Linked DNA regions of Homo sapiens: region 1 is linked to region 2. A link is a contact called in ENCODE Hi-C or POLR2A ChIA-PET data. All regions are on one chromosome and are shown on one strand. Each heading gives the region's core, a stretch centred on a gene start or an enhancer-like site at or near the end of the contact. The rest is flanking DNA. Distances are from core to core; before and after follow the strand shown.

Region 1 (6,666 bases), core at 1,951-4,450, 120 kb after region 2:
TTACAAATCTAGCACAAAGAAAGCTTCCTGTTTGCTTACAGGAGGAGTGGTACTAAGCAGTTATTTCTATTTTCTGTAGGTAATATGAATATAGAAACTTGGGTCTATAGGGATATTAAAAGAAACACTGAAAGACAGGCTCACTAAGCTGTTACAATATTACATGTGCTGAGGTCTTCTATAACCTTGTCAAAGCACTTCAAATGTTATATTTATATATTCTTTTGAGACTGGTCTTGCTCTGTTGCCCAGGCTGGAGGGCAGTGGTGTGAATCACAGCTCATTGTAGCCTTCATCTCCCAGGCTCAAGTGATCTTTTTGCCTCAGCCTTCCAAGCAGCTGGGACCATAGACTCACGCCACCATGCCTGGCTAATTTTTTTTTCCTTTTTTCTTTTCCTTTTTTTGGGTAGAGACAAGGTCTCACTATGTTGTGTAGGCTGGTCTTAAACTCCTCGGCTCAAGTGACCCTCCTGCCTCAGCACCCAAAGTGCTGGGATTACAGGTGTGAGCCACTGCCCTCTGCCAAACACTGTATTTGTAATCATCTGAAGAATGGGTTAAGGAAGACTTTGGTGTTAGGCAGATTGGGGATCAAATCCTGGGTTTTCTATTAGCTATGCAATCTTGGACAAATTACTTAACTTCTTAGAGCCTTGGTTTCCTCATTTGAAAAATAGGGACAACACTTACATTTCATGAAGTAGTTGAATTAATAGAAATAGATATTATATTGCGATTGAAACATAGTAGGTAGTCAATAAACAGAAGCTATCATTGCTATTATTATTTATTATTTTACTTATCTGTCTATCCCATCAGACTAAGTTCCTCGGGAGCAGGGAATGGGGGACAACATTCTGTACTCCCAGCTCTCAGCATATCATCTGCAGACAACAGCTGCTCGATAAAGATCTGCTAGATGAATATGTTGTTCCCACCTCTTAAAAGTGCTTTACTATGTGACAGGAGCTGATTTAAACTCTCTGAAGATAATTTCTTCTTAGTTCTATGAAGTATCCTTATTTTAGGAGAAAGTGAGGGTATAAAGTTAAGTATTTTGCCAGAGGTTATACAGCTAGCTACTAAGTTGCAGCAGTGGAATAGAAACCAAGTTTAACTACTTCGAGCCTTCATTGTTAACCACCACCTTTATGTCTCTCACTGGCATGTCAAAAATAGTTATTTTTGAAGAAGTTAATAATTGTCAGGGTTAAAAAGTGGCAGCAAAAGACACTTAAAAATAAGAGCCTTTTAATTTCTTCACAGGAATCTGGATAACTTGCTTCACCCAGTCTGCAGCTTTCTGCCTAAATGCATATAGTGAAGTGGGAGGTGAGTAGGGGGGGAATGAAATGTGAAAATGCAGGATTTATTTCTTACTGCCATTTATTCAAATGAAATGGACTATACTCATGCTTCATCATACTAACCACATTCATTCATTCCTTCATTAAACATCAGCATTCCATACACATGTCAACCACTGTACAAACACAGAAGTCTTGCAACAACACAAAATAATAAGACTCCACATCATCATCTGACTTTTGGAAAACATTATGAAAACAATCACTTGGGCATTCGTCTCTCTCTCTACCAGACTCAGATCCAGCCTAGCCCTGCTAGAAAGCAAACATCTTTCTAGTTTAATGTCTTCTCTAATTGTGATATGCAGGTTAATACCTAAAACTATGGCTATGTTCCTCAGACATTCTGCTTGCTATTATAAACAAAACATTTATGCCATGCCACGTGGCTTCATTTTGACTTTTTTAAACTTTTAATTTTGAAATACTTTTAGATTTATAGAAGAGTTGCAACAGTAAATTCAGAATTCCCCATACCCTTCACCCAGCTTCCTCTAATGTTAACATTTTACATACCTACAGTATAATTATCAAAACTAAGCTTCAATTATCAAAACACTGATTCACTACTATTAATTAAACTACAGACTTAACATTTCATGAGTTTTGTCACATGTTCCTTTTCAGTTCAGGGATTCCACATTGCATTTAGCCTCATGATTCCTTAGTCTTCTCCAATTTGTATTCATATTCTCTCACCTGGGTTCTATATGGCCTGAAATATTTATAGAAGAGGATTAGGGGTAGAGTCTTTAATTACAGATCAGTTATCGACTCTCATGAAAATCAACTAGGCCTCAAAAGCTGAGTCCTCTGTCTCTTACTTAATTAACCAGCCGCAGCAGACCAAGGATATATCTGAACACAGCCCTAGAGCTGCTATTGTTTTCTGCTCTGTATTTTGAAAGTTGACTGACTGACCTATATGGTCCTAACAAAAACCATTATCACTGTCATCACTAAATTATATAAATTATCAGTGCCCAAACATCATTAGCAAAGGCACAATGTTTTAGGAATAAGAGGGTCTTGCATAGAGTAAATAAGCTAACTCTGATGATTGTTGTCTAATGGGAACCAAATACAAAATGGAGAATTCTGTTTGTTGGAATGAAATAATGAAATAAATCAAATACTAACATGTATATAAATCACCTGGGGAAACTGCTAAAGTGCAGATTCTGACTCAGTACATTTAGGGATGGGCCTCAGATTCTGCATTTGTAACAAGCTCTGATGTGATGCTCATGCTGCTGGTCTCCAGACCACTTTTTGACTAGCCAGAAAACAGAATAAAACAGAGGCGGTGAAAAATATACATAAGATTTAAACAGTTTGTCAATGTTTACTGTTGCAAAAGATTACACTTGCTAAATACTTTTAGGTTTTTTATTTAAATAGGAGATTAAATAAGAAAATCGTTAGGTTAAACTAAGTCCTTTTTTTTAAAACAGGAAAAAAGCACACAAAACATTGAAAACCAATCTTCAAGCTAAGGAAAAGTAAATGATTTCTAGGAATCAACACCACTGAGGCAATTTTTAATCTCCAGCAGTGTGTTATAATGTCTAATTTATAATTTAAAAAATCCTCCTACAGAGCAGCAGATGGCTTTAGGGTTAAATTTATCCTTGTTTCTAAAATTACCAGCAGAATTCAGCTACCCAGCCTCGATGAAGAGTTACACATCCTTTGTAATTATAATAGGAGTGAAGAAGACAATTATGAGGAAATGAAAGCTGACAAATGAGAGGTGGAGAGTGATAGAGATGAAGCTGACCCATTGCACAAACTGAATGTGGATCGGCCAACACTGACGTCAATGCATACTTTGTTGCCCACCAGCACGAAAAGGTCAGTTGCACAGTTCATTTCCAAACATCAGTCACTCTCCCATCTGACAGGAGGGAAGGGAACAATCATCACAGTTGAGATGAAATGTGATCCTGCTGACCAATGTAAGACATCTATTTGTCCAGTCAGAGAGTTCAATGAGCTAAGAAGCAAATAAATAATCTTCCTTAGCTTAAATGAAGGGGAAGAGAAATGAAGAGGGAAAAAAAAATCAAATCAAACCAAACCCTTTGAGCCATCTTCCATATTCCCAGCTTACTGTGGAATGCTAAGTAGGACTTAAGGATACAAAGTTTCATTGTGCTTTTTGATGTAAAGCTCTTTTTACTTTTTACGTAATGCTAGTGGCAGAAGGATAACAAATGGAAGACTTACAATAAATATTTTCCCAATAAAAATAAAATACTTAAAAATTTTTAAAAAATATTTTTCCTATCTTTGCCTCTCCTACCCTTTTTCAGTTCTAGGGGACAAATCTGAAATCATATATACAGAAACCTTGACTCAAGGTCATCTAGTAAGTAGGAAGGTTGCTAGAAGCAATGATGGGCCACTGCCTCAAATCAGAAAGGAAGCATTCCTCTTGGGCTAAAGACAAGTGACTCGTGATGTACAGGTCAGATTAATCAGGCTAATTATACAATACTAATTACATTTAAGGTCTCTCTCAGCAAAAAATTAAGTTGCATCAACCAGAGACAATTGAGAATATGTGAAAAACTTTCCTTGGTCCTAAAAGGTTTGTATTAATAAGGCTTTAAAGCCTTAGTTAATTAAAAAAACATGCCGAGAGGGTTATATGGCTATTAAAATTTTAAGGCTTTGTTTTCACAGGGAATCAATTATACATTGAATACAAATAATAGCTACCTTGTATTGAGTGTTTACATGGTGCCAGGAGCTTTATCTAACAATTTATTTAACAAACAGTTAACTAGCACTGTGTGCCGGGCACTGTTCTAAGTACCCTACAAATATCAACTCAAGTAATAATCACTATGAGATATGAACTTTTATCACTCTCCCTTTACAGATAAGGAAACTGAGAAGAGAGAAGTCAGGAAACGTGGTCAAGGTCACAAAGCTAGTAAGTGGCAGAGATAGGATTCAAACTCAGGTATCCTGACTACACAGCCCATACTCTGACCTATTACCCTACATCGACTCCCTGTCTCCAATATTATCACCAATCCCTATAATCTGTTCCTGAAAAACAGATTTGTATTTAATAGATATGGAAACTCAGGCCTAGAAAGTGTAAATAATCGGCCCAAGGTTATAGCTACTAAGTGGCACAGACAGAATTTGCACCAGCACTGCTACTCAACTCAGTACTCTACATGAAGCCCTGTTTGACGTGTGATTAATTCATAGATTTTTATCCTTATTTAAGTATTTATTATAAACATTTTAGATTGGGAAAGTTGGAGAATAAAACTAAATATTCCTCATCTATTTTATTCTCAACTTAATGCCTGAACAGCCAGGGCCAAAACAGGTGGAAATAGTACTGCAATTACTAAAACTACTGAAAGCCAGTATTTGCATTCAGCCTCCTACTGTGAATGTCCTCACACTCACTTTTTACAAAGGTTGCAGGTCTCATGGTTGAGGCAATGAGTACACACTGGTGTGGGTGAATCCATGGCTCATTAGTGTCTCAAGTTTTTTTTTTTTTTTTGAGACGGAGTCTCCTCTGTCACCAGGCTGGAGGGCAGTGGCACAATCTCGGCTCACTGCAACCTCTGACTCCCTGGTTCAAGCGATTCTCTCCTGCCTCAGCCTCCTGAGTAGCTGGGATTACAGGCATGCACCACCATGCCCAGCTAATTTTTGTATTTTTAGTAGAGACGGGGTTTCACCATGTTGGCCAGGATGGTCTCGAAATCCTGCCCTCGTGATCCGCCCACCTTGGCCCCTCAAAGTGCTGGGATTACAGGCGTGAGCCACTGCGCCCGGCCTGTCTCAAGTTTTTACCCACGGGGAAAACAAAACCTGGAAACTGATCTCAAAGCCATGTTTCTGTTATTTATTAAAATGAACCATGTTTGATACTTCTATTCCATTTTGTTTTATAAACACAAAAATATTTTAATTTTGTGCTTCTCTTCAATTTCAATATACAAGATGGCTAAAGCAGTTCATTTATTCAGCTTATTTTGCAATTAAAGAGATTTTCATAAGCCAAAAAAAAAACCCAGAAAAAAGTATAATTTGAGGGAATAACTTTGTAAGGGTTCTTGTAATTTCTTCCCACAGAGCCCTATTTTTCCCATGTGTTAGATTCCATTAAGATTTAAGAGTTCTCAGAGATAAGAAGATGATCCTTAAAGAAAATCAGGGCCATCAAGAAGTTATAAAATTTACAGATAAAAATAAATATCCTAGAGAAATTCTTTAAAGACATTGGAATCCATCTAAACACTTTATAGCACGTGAATGATCTGGCCCATGCCCGCCTCTCCTGGCTTTTTTCCTATCATTCTCACTGGCTAATACCTGCAGTTTCCTTACCACTCCAATTCGCTCTGGCCTCTCAGCCTTTGCATGTGTGGATCCATCTGCTTGAGGCAGATACCCCAGCCTCGATCTCTATCTCTCTCTCTCCCTCTCTCCTTTTTGTGTTTTTTTTTTTTTTTTTTTTTTTTTTTTTTTTTTTTTTGAGACTGAGTCTCGCTCTGTTGCCTAGGCTGGAGTGCAGTGGCAGGATCTCAGCTCACTGCAACCTCCACCTCCTGGGTTCAAGCAATTCTCCTGCCTCAGCCTCCGGAGTAGCTGGGACTACAGGCGCATGCTGCCATTCCTGGCTAATTTTCTGTATTTTAGTAGAGACGAGGTTTCACCATGTTGCCCAGGCTGGTCTCGAACTCCTGAGCTCAGGCAATCTGCCCGTCTTGGCCTCCCAAAGTGCTAGGATTACAGGCATAAGCCACCGAGCCTGGCCTCTCCCTCTTTCTTTCTCTGTCTCCCCGATCCCCAATCCTGCCACAAATACCTTCTTGTTAATCAAGTGTTAGCTAATAATTTCCCTGATTCTTCCAGACAGAGTTAGTCTTTCTCCTAGCCTCATGTCCCTGAAAACAATGATCTTTTTGTGTTATATTAACTTAAAGGTCTGGTTCTTATTTGATTAACTCCTTGAGGTAAGAGCAGAGTTAAGCTTTTTGTCACTGCTGCTGTTTTTGTCTTGAAATGTATGAATATCCAGGACTTAGTCCAAGAGCAGAGTAGAAGCTTAATAAACATTTACTAAAATTTTTGAGGATAGTGGAGATGATAGAGAATTAAGTGTGGGCAAGAAAATTTGAGTGCTTAGATATACTCTGTGCACACATGTGTGTGTGTGTCTGCTTGTAATGAATGGAAGCAGGGACACTAAATGTACAACCATAGAATGATGGACCCCAAAATTCAATTAGTGAGTACCCCTTTAGGAAGAAGTG
Region 2 (6,715 bases), core at 2,167-4,666:
AATCAGCAAAGGGGAGTATATTTGCAATTGTGAGGAAATTGCTTTCTCTACAGTTGCTTTCTCTAGAGTTGAGGAATTGCTTTCTCTAGAGTTGAGAGGGATCTTAGTGGTTTGCACTCCAAACCTTTTGGAAAGGTGGTAAAATCTCTGAGCCTAGGTTAAGCTACTTCCCTAAATCACAGAGCTAGAGGCAGAATATTCAGCGGTCCCATTTCCTGATGCAAATGAAAATATTAGCTAGATTTAAATAAAAAGAGCACTTAGTCGGAGGCAGAAAATACAGAGCTTCTTTTTTATTTTTGTTTTTGAGACAGAGTTTCAGTTTTGTTGCCCAGGCTGGAGGGCAATGGTGTGATCTCGGCTCACTGCAATCTCCGCCTCCCGGGTTCAAGCGATTCTCCCGCCTCAGCCTCCTGAGTAGCTGGGATTACAGGAATGTGCCACCGTGCCCAGCTAATTTGTTGTATTTTTAGTAGAGACGAGGTTTCTCCATGTTGGTCAGGCTGGTCTTGAACTCCCAACCTCAGGTGATCTGCCCACCTCAGCCTCCCAAAGTGCTGGGATTGCAGGCGTGAGCCACTGTGTCTGGCCTGTTTTTTTTGTTTGTTTATTTTGTTTTTTGAGACGGTGTTGCATTGTCACCCAGGCTGGAGTGCAGTGGCATGATCATGGCTCACTACAGTCTCAACTTCCTGGACTCAGGTGATTCTCCCACCTCGCCCTCCTGAGTAGCTGGGACTACAGGTGCACACCACCACACCCAGCTAAATTTTTGTATTTTTTGTAGAGACGAGGTCTCACTATTTTGCCCAGGTTGGTCTTAAACTCCTAGGCTCAAGCAGTCTGCCCACCTTGGCCTCCCAAAGTGTTACAATTACAGGTGTGAGCCACAGCACCTGGCCTTTTTTTTTTTTTTTTTTTTTGAGACTGAGTTGTGCTTTGTCACCCAGACTAGAGTGCAGTGGTGCGAACACAGCTCACTGCAACCTTGACCTCCCAGGCTTAAGCGATCCTCCTGCCTCAGCCTCTCGAGTAGCTGGAACTACAGGCACGTGCCACCGTGCCTGGCTAATTTTTGTATTTTTTGTAGAGACAGGGGTTTCACCCTGCTGCCCATTGCTGGACTCAAACTCATGGGCTCAAGCAATCTGCCCACCTTGGCCTCCCAAAGTGCTAGGTTTACAGGTTTGAGCCACTGGGCCCAGCACAGAGCATTATTATAGTCTGTTTTTCTATTGCTGTCATTTTGGAGCATTAGCCACTTCTAATGTTTGTTTTATGGGTGCTTGTTGATATAACCTGTATCTATCTCGAAGTCCCTCAAGTGGGTATTAATGCAGTGTGATTTCTGCCCAGTGCTCTGAATGTCAAAGTGAAGAAATTCAGAGAAGCCTGGGTAGCCGGGCGTGGTGGCTCACACCTGTAATCCCAGCACTTTCGGAGGCCGAGGCAGGCGGATCACAAGGTCAGGAGATTGAGACCATCCTGGCTAACACGGTGAAACCTCGTCTCTACTGAAAATACAAAAATTAGCTGGGCGTGGTGACAGGCGCCTGTAGTCCCAGCTACTCAGGAGGCTGAGGCAGGAGAATGGCGTGAACCCGGGAGGTGGAGCTTGCAGTGAGCCGAGATCGTGCCACTGTACTCCAGCCTGGGCAACAGAGCGAGACTCTATCTCAAAAAAAAAAAAGAAGCCTGGGGAAACAGCGGAAGTCACTATGACTCTTAGCCAAATGCCTCGTCATCTCATTAGTGACACACATGAGTGGACCATTTCTGTAAGAACAGATTCCCACTGTTCCTACCTATGATTCAGCAAAACTACAGCCAAGGGAATGGGCTTGGCGGAGTCATTGGGAAAAGAAGACCCTGTCGAGCTTGACTCTAGTCTGGCATGGTAGAGAGACATGAGAAATGTAGAATAAGCAGGAGGCCCCAGGGGTTGGGGATGATCTCCAAGGGGCTCTGGCTTTTGGTGCTGCTCTGGGGACAGTGCCAAGTAGGATGTTTGACTGGGGCAGTACACCTGTCAAACAGTAATGCAGGTGTGTTAAGGTGAGCTCAAGGAGGACAGAAGCCTCCCGTGGAGCAGAAGGGGAAAAGCCCACTTGATCTTGTACAAATACAGAGCATGAAAGTAGGACCTTATAGGAAAAAAATACTGATAATCCATTTTCAAATATGTAGAGCATATGCAATAGGATTTCTTTTTACTTTTTAAAAAATTTTATTTTTAGAGACAAGGTCTCGCACTCTTGCCCAGGCTGGAGTGCAATTGTGCAATCATAGCTCACTGCAGTTTCAAATTCCTGATATCAAGCAATCCTACCACCTCAGCCTCCCGAGTAATGAGGATTACAGGTGCACACCACCATACCTGGCTTGTGTGTGTGTGTGTGTGTGTGTGTGTGCGCGCGTGTTTGGAGACAGGGTCTCACTATGTTCCCAGGCTGGTCTTGAACCCTGGCCTTAAGTGATCCTCCTACCTTAGCTTCCCAAAGGATTACAGGTGTGAGCCACAATACCTGGCCCTACATTTGTATTTTTTATAGTAAAAAAGTTGTGGCTAAAATGGAGTCAAAAAACATCTTAGAACTTCTTTACATGCAGAAAGTTCTGGAAGGTTGCAGAACTGGACTTGATTATCTCTAACATCTTGTCTGTGAATTGAGAAAGGCAAGAAATACCAATTGGGAATTTGAGTTAATGCTATGGTTTGTGTCCCCCAAAGTTCATGTATTGGGAACTTGATCCCCAATTTGTCAGTGTTAGGAGGTGGCACCTAATGGAAGGTGTTTGGGTCATGGGACATCTGCCCTCATGAATAGATTAATGCCATTATTGCCGGAGTGGTTTATCTCGAGAGTCAGTGCCTTGTAAAACAATGAGTTCATCCCCTTCTTGCTGTCTCTTGCCCTGTCTTTGCCCTTCTGCCATGTGCTGCCTTCTGCCATGAGATGGCACAGTAAGAAGGCCCTTACCAGGCGCCGGCACCTTGATTTTGTACTCATCAGCCTCCAGAACTGTAAGGAAGTAAATTTCTTTTCTTTATAAATTATCCTGTCTCAGATATTCTGTTATAGCAACACAGATTGGACTAAGACAGTTGCTCTTAAGTGTGATTCTTCTGTTTATTTCCTTTGGATTCTGTAATCCCTTTCCCAATAGCAGGAATGCAGTCATGGATCTGAATAGAGTCATATATTTTGATGGCACAGTGAGAAGGCCCTTACCAGACACCAGCACCTTGATTTTGTTTAGTAGATTTATTACGATATGATGTGATCTTTATTGTATGGTATTATGGAGGAAATAGATTGTCCTCCAGGGGCTAGAAGCTAAGGGAAGAAATTCTTGGCACTTACAAATAAGCTGGTCATAGTTTTGAACAGCGTGGTGTTGGAAGTTGTCCAGCATCCTGGTGTGGCTGGTCACCATTCTTTCCTTCCGCAAATACTTTTTGACTGCCTGAGATATGCCAGGTACTGTACCAGGCACCAGGTGTATTGTGCTTATAAAGACAGATTCAGTTCTTGCCTTCACAGAGCTTACAAGGTTCAGCTATAAGAAGGCTTGGGCCTTGCTGCAGTTGCTCACAGAGGGATTTGAGGAGATGTGATGAATCAGAATTTATTATGTGTTTGGAAGGAAGACATTCTGAATGCTGCTTAAAAGCTAAGTATTAAATTAATAACATATGTCAGCCATTGTGGCTGCTGGATAGTCTCAGTTATGACCAAATTTTACTTAGCTGTGGGCAAACTGTCTAAACAGTTTTTTCAGCTTTAATCCTCCCACTTGCCTAGGAGTTTACAGGGCAGTTGATTTAGATTGATCTTTCACATTATCCCCTTGGACTCTTAGAGGATTCATGATGACAGTTGTTTACCAGAGGATTTTCAGTGACATATGAGAAATAAGATCTGTCTTCTGTGTGGAGATGGTTTCTCTGTGATGTTCCCTGAACCTCATGTTGGCCCTTGCCAGAGATCTCTATTTTTACAGCTACTTGCGTCATTGTCATTTCCAGCTGATAGATGATTGAATGCAACTTCACATCCTTCCTGTCTTAGGACTTGTGGGGCTTTGGCTCAGGCAGCTGGATAGACAGCAGAGAAGGTCACTGAGAATAGGAGGTTGGACTATTAGTTCTTTCCTTGTCCCCACATGGCATTCTAAACTGTGATAAAATTATTTGATACAACCATTGAACCCATTCCTCCTGTTGCCTTTTCTCAGTCTTCAGATCCCCATAGTGTTTCTGTAGCATTTGAAATCTACTCTTCACCCAGATTTTCAAAACTGTGTACTTCTTTGATTCTTCTATGTCCTGTCTTCTGGTTCCCTTCATCCTTGGCTGCTTCCACTTCTTTCTTCTGCCCAGTGCTACGGGCATCTTCTCAGCTTTATCTGTGGTCTTTGGCCCTCTCTGTTTGTTTTTTGTCTCTCTTCTGCTCTTTTACCTTTTCTTCCCTCCTTCACTTCCTCTCCCTTTTTTTCATGCATTCTTCATGTATTTGTTAAGTAGACATTTACTTAGGACCTACTGTATGTTTTGTACTGTGCTAGGTTTTTGGCATAGAAGAATGAATGAGATAGACACAGCCCCAGATTTTATGGAGCTTACAATGAATTTCCCAATTAATTAATAGAATATAATTGTAAAATGTTTTGAGAAGTACTGGTTGCTATAAGAGCATGTAATTTAGGCCCTGTCCTAGTTTAAGAGGTCAGTGAAGTCTTTCTTAAGGAAATCATTTTTAGCTGAAATCTGAAGGATGAGTAGGAATTTATGAGGGGACAACAGGGAATGTTCCACGAGTAGGAACAGAAAACAGTTCTCTAACTCAGTATTTTAGTCATATTGGTCTTCTTTCAGTTACAGTTGTGTGCTGCTCAGTGACACTTTGATCTAGGGCAGACTGCATGTTTGATGGTGGTCCCACAAGATTATTATGGCTACACCATACAGCCTAGGTGTGTCATAGGCTATACTGTCTAGCTCTGTGTAAATACACTCTATGATGTTCACATAATGATGAAATCATCTAAGACACATTTCTCAAAACCTGTCTCCCTCGTTAAGTGACGCATGACTGTACTTGAGTACCCCATGCTTCTTCCCACCTCATTAGGTGTAAGACACAAGTTATCATCTTTCCTCAATGTCACCCAAACCTATTCTTTACTGCAGCCTTAGTTCACTGAATTAGAAATCTTGGTGTCACTGGTTTCATTTGAAATAGAAGTGAGGGCCAGGTGTGGTGGCTCACGCCTGAAATCCCAGCACTTTGGGAGGCCGAAGTGGGCGGATCACCTGAGGTCAGGAGTTTGAGACCAGCCTGATCAACATGGTGAAATCCCGTCTCTATTAAAAATATAAAAATTAGCCAGCCGTGGTGGCGGGCCCCTGTAATCCCAGCTACTCAGGAGGCTGAGGCAGGGGAGAATCGCTTGAACCTGCGAGGTGGAGGTTGCAGTGAGCCGAGACCGCACCACTGCACTCCAGCCTGGGCGACAGAGCAAAATCTGTCTCAAAAAAAAAAAAAAAAAAGAAATACAAGTGAGATTTGTCCTTTCTTCTTTCTTCATTCCCACTGCCATAGAAATATCAGAAGGTGATGTAGAGGCAGGTGGATCACTTAAGCCCAGGAGTTCGAGACCAGCCTGGGCAACATGGTGAAACCCTGACTCTACAAAATACAAAAAAAATTAGCCAGGCGTGGTGGTGTGCACCTGTTGTCCCAGCTACTTAGGAGGCTGAGGTAGTAGGATCACTTGAGCCTGGGGAGGTCGAGACTGCAGTGAGTTTTGTTTTTTATTTTTTTTTGAGTCAGAGTCTCGCTCTGTCTCCCAGCCTGGAGTGCAGTGGCGTGATCTTGGCTCACAGACTGCAGTGAGTTGTGATTTGCACTACTACACTCCAGCCCGGGTGACTGAGTGAGTCCCTGTCTAGAAAGAAAGAAATATCAGAAGGCATTATCACTTCACAACTGAATATTACAGTAGTAACTAGAGTGCTTACTTCAGCTTTTTCCTCCAACACTTTCTTGCCTCATCCTCCGCAGCATAGCTAGTATAGGCCTCTCTTTCTAAGACCCTGTTTTTTATCATCTTACTCCTTGGCTGAAAAACCTAGAATAGATTCCTGATGCATAAAATCCAGATTCTCTTCCTTTGGATCCTCCATTATCAGTCCTCAGACTGTCTCACTCTCGTTTTGTTTCTCAACAAACACCTTTTGGGACAGGTAGATATTCTTCCTCTTCCCCCTGTCAACCATGCTCCTTTATGTCTTTTTCCCTCTGTTTTCTCTTTAACTTTTATTACCAACTTTAGGAAGTCTTTTCAACTACTGTAGCCTCCAGTGATCTCATCCTCTCTGAACTCTGAATTTTTAATAACACTTTCTGCATTTCATATATGCTAATGTCATTTCCTTACCTAAATTATAAGTTTAAGAATGACTTGGGGCTGGGTGTGGTTGCTCATGCCTGTAACCCAGAACTTTTGGAGGCCAAGGCGGGAGGAATCACTGGAGACCAGGAATTCAAGACTGACCTCGAAAAGTTAGTGAAACCTTGTCTCTATTTTAAAAAATTTAAAAATTAGCCAGGCATGGTGGCACATGCCTGTGGTCCCAGCTACTTGGGAAGCTGAGCTGGGAAGATCACTTGAGCTTGAGAGGTTGAGGCTGCAGTGAGTTATGATCACA

The links. A loop is a pair of places that touch in the nucleus more often than their neighbours do. ChIA-PET counts read pairs that join two places held with the same protein, here RNA polymerase II (POLR2A). Pooled maps may share reads with other maps.
Region 1: POLR2A ChIA-PET joins it to region 2 with 10 read pairs in AG04450. The contact joins two enhancer-like sites. A Hi-C loop is called at or near these places in 4 of 50 pooled maps. POLR2A ChIA-PET finds 5 or more read pairs at or near these places in 2 of 52 experiments (AG04450 and H1).

What each region holds. Positions count from the first base shown.
Region 1 is chr11:111,691,570-111,698,235 of GRCh38, reverse strand. All of the region lies in intron 4 of SIK2 (salt inducible kinase 2), which reads right to left. It also overlaps a transcript of PPP2R1B not described here. Among named protein-coding and RNA genes, the nearest start is that of PPP2R1B, 71 kb to the left of the region's middle. RefSeq lists an enhancer at 5,101-5,614. Within about 2 kb of position 3,200, at least 3 of the 41 ENCODE cell types and tissues checked have a DNase peak (open chromatin) inside an H3K27ac peak, as active enhancers do.
Region 2 is chr11:111,816,617-111,823,331 of GRCh38, reverse strand. All of the region lies in intron 13 of ALG9 (ALG9 alpha-1,2-mannosyltransferase), which reads left to right. Among named protein-coding and RNA genes, the nearest start is that of ALG9, 52 kb to the left of the region's middle. Within about 2 kb of position 3,416, at least 12 of the 41 ENCODE cell types and tissues checked have a DNase peak (open chromatin) inside an H3K27ac peak, as active enhancers do.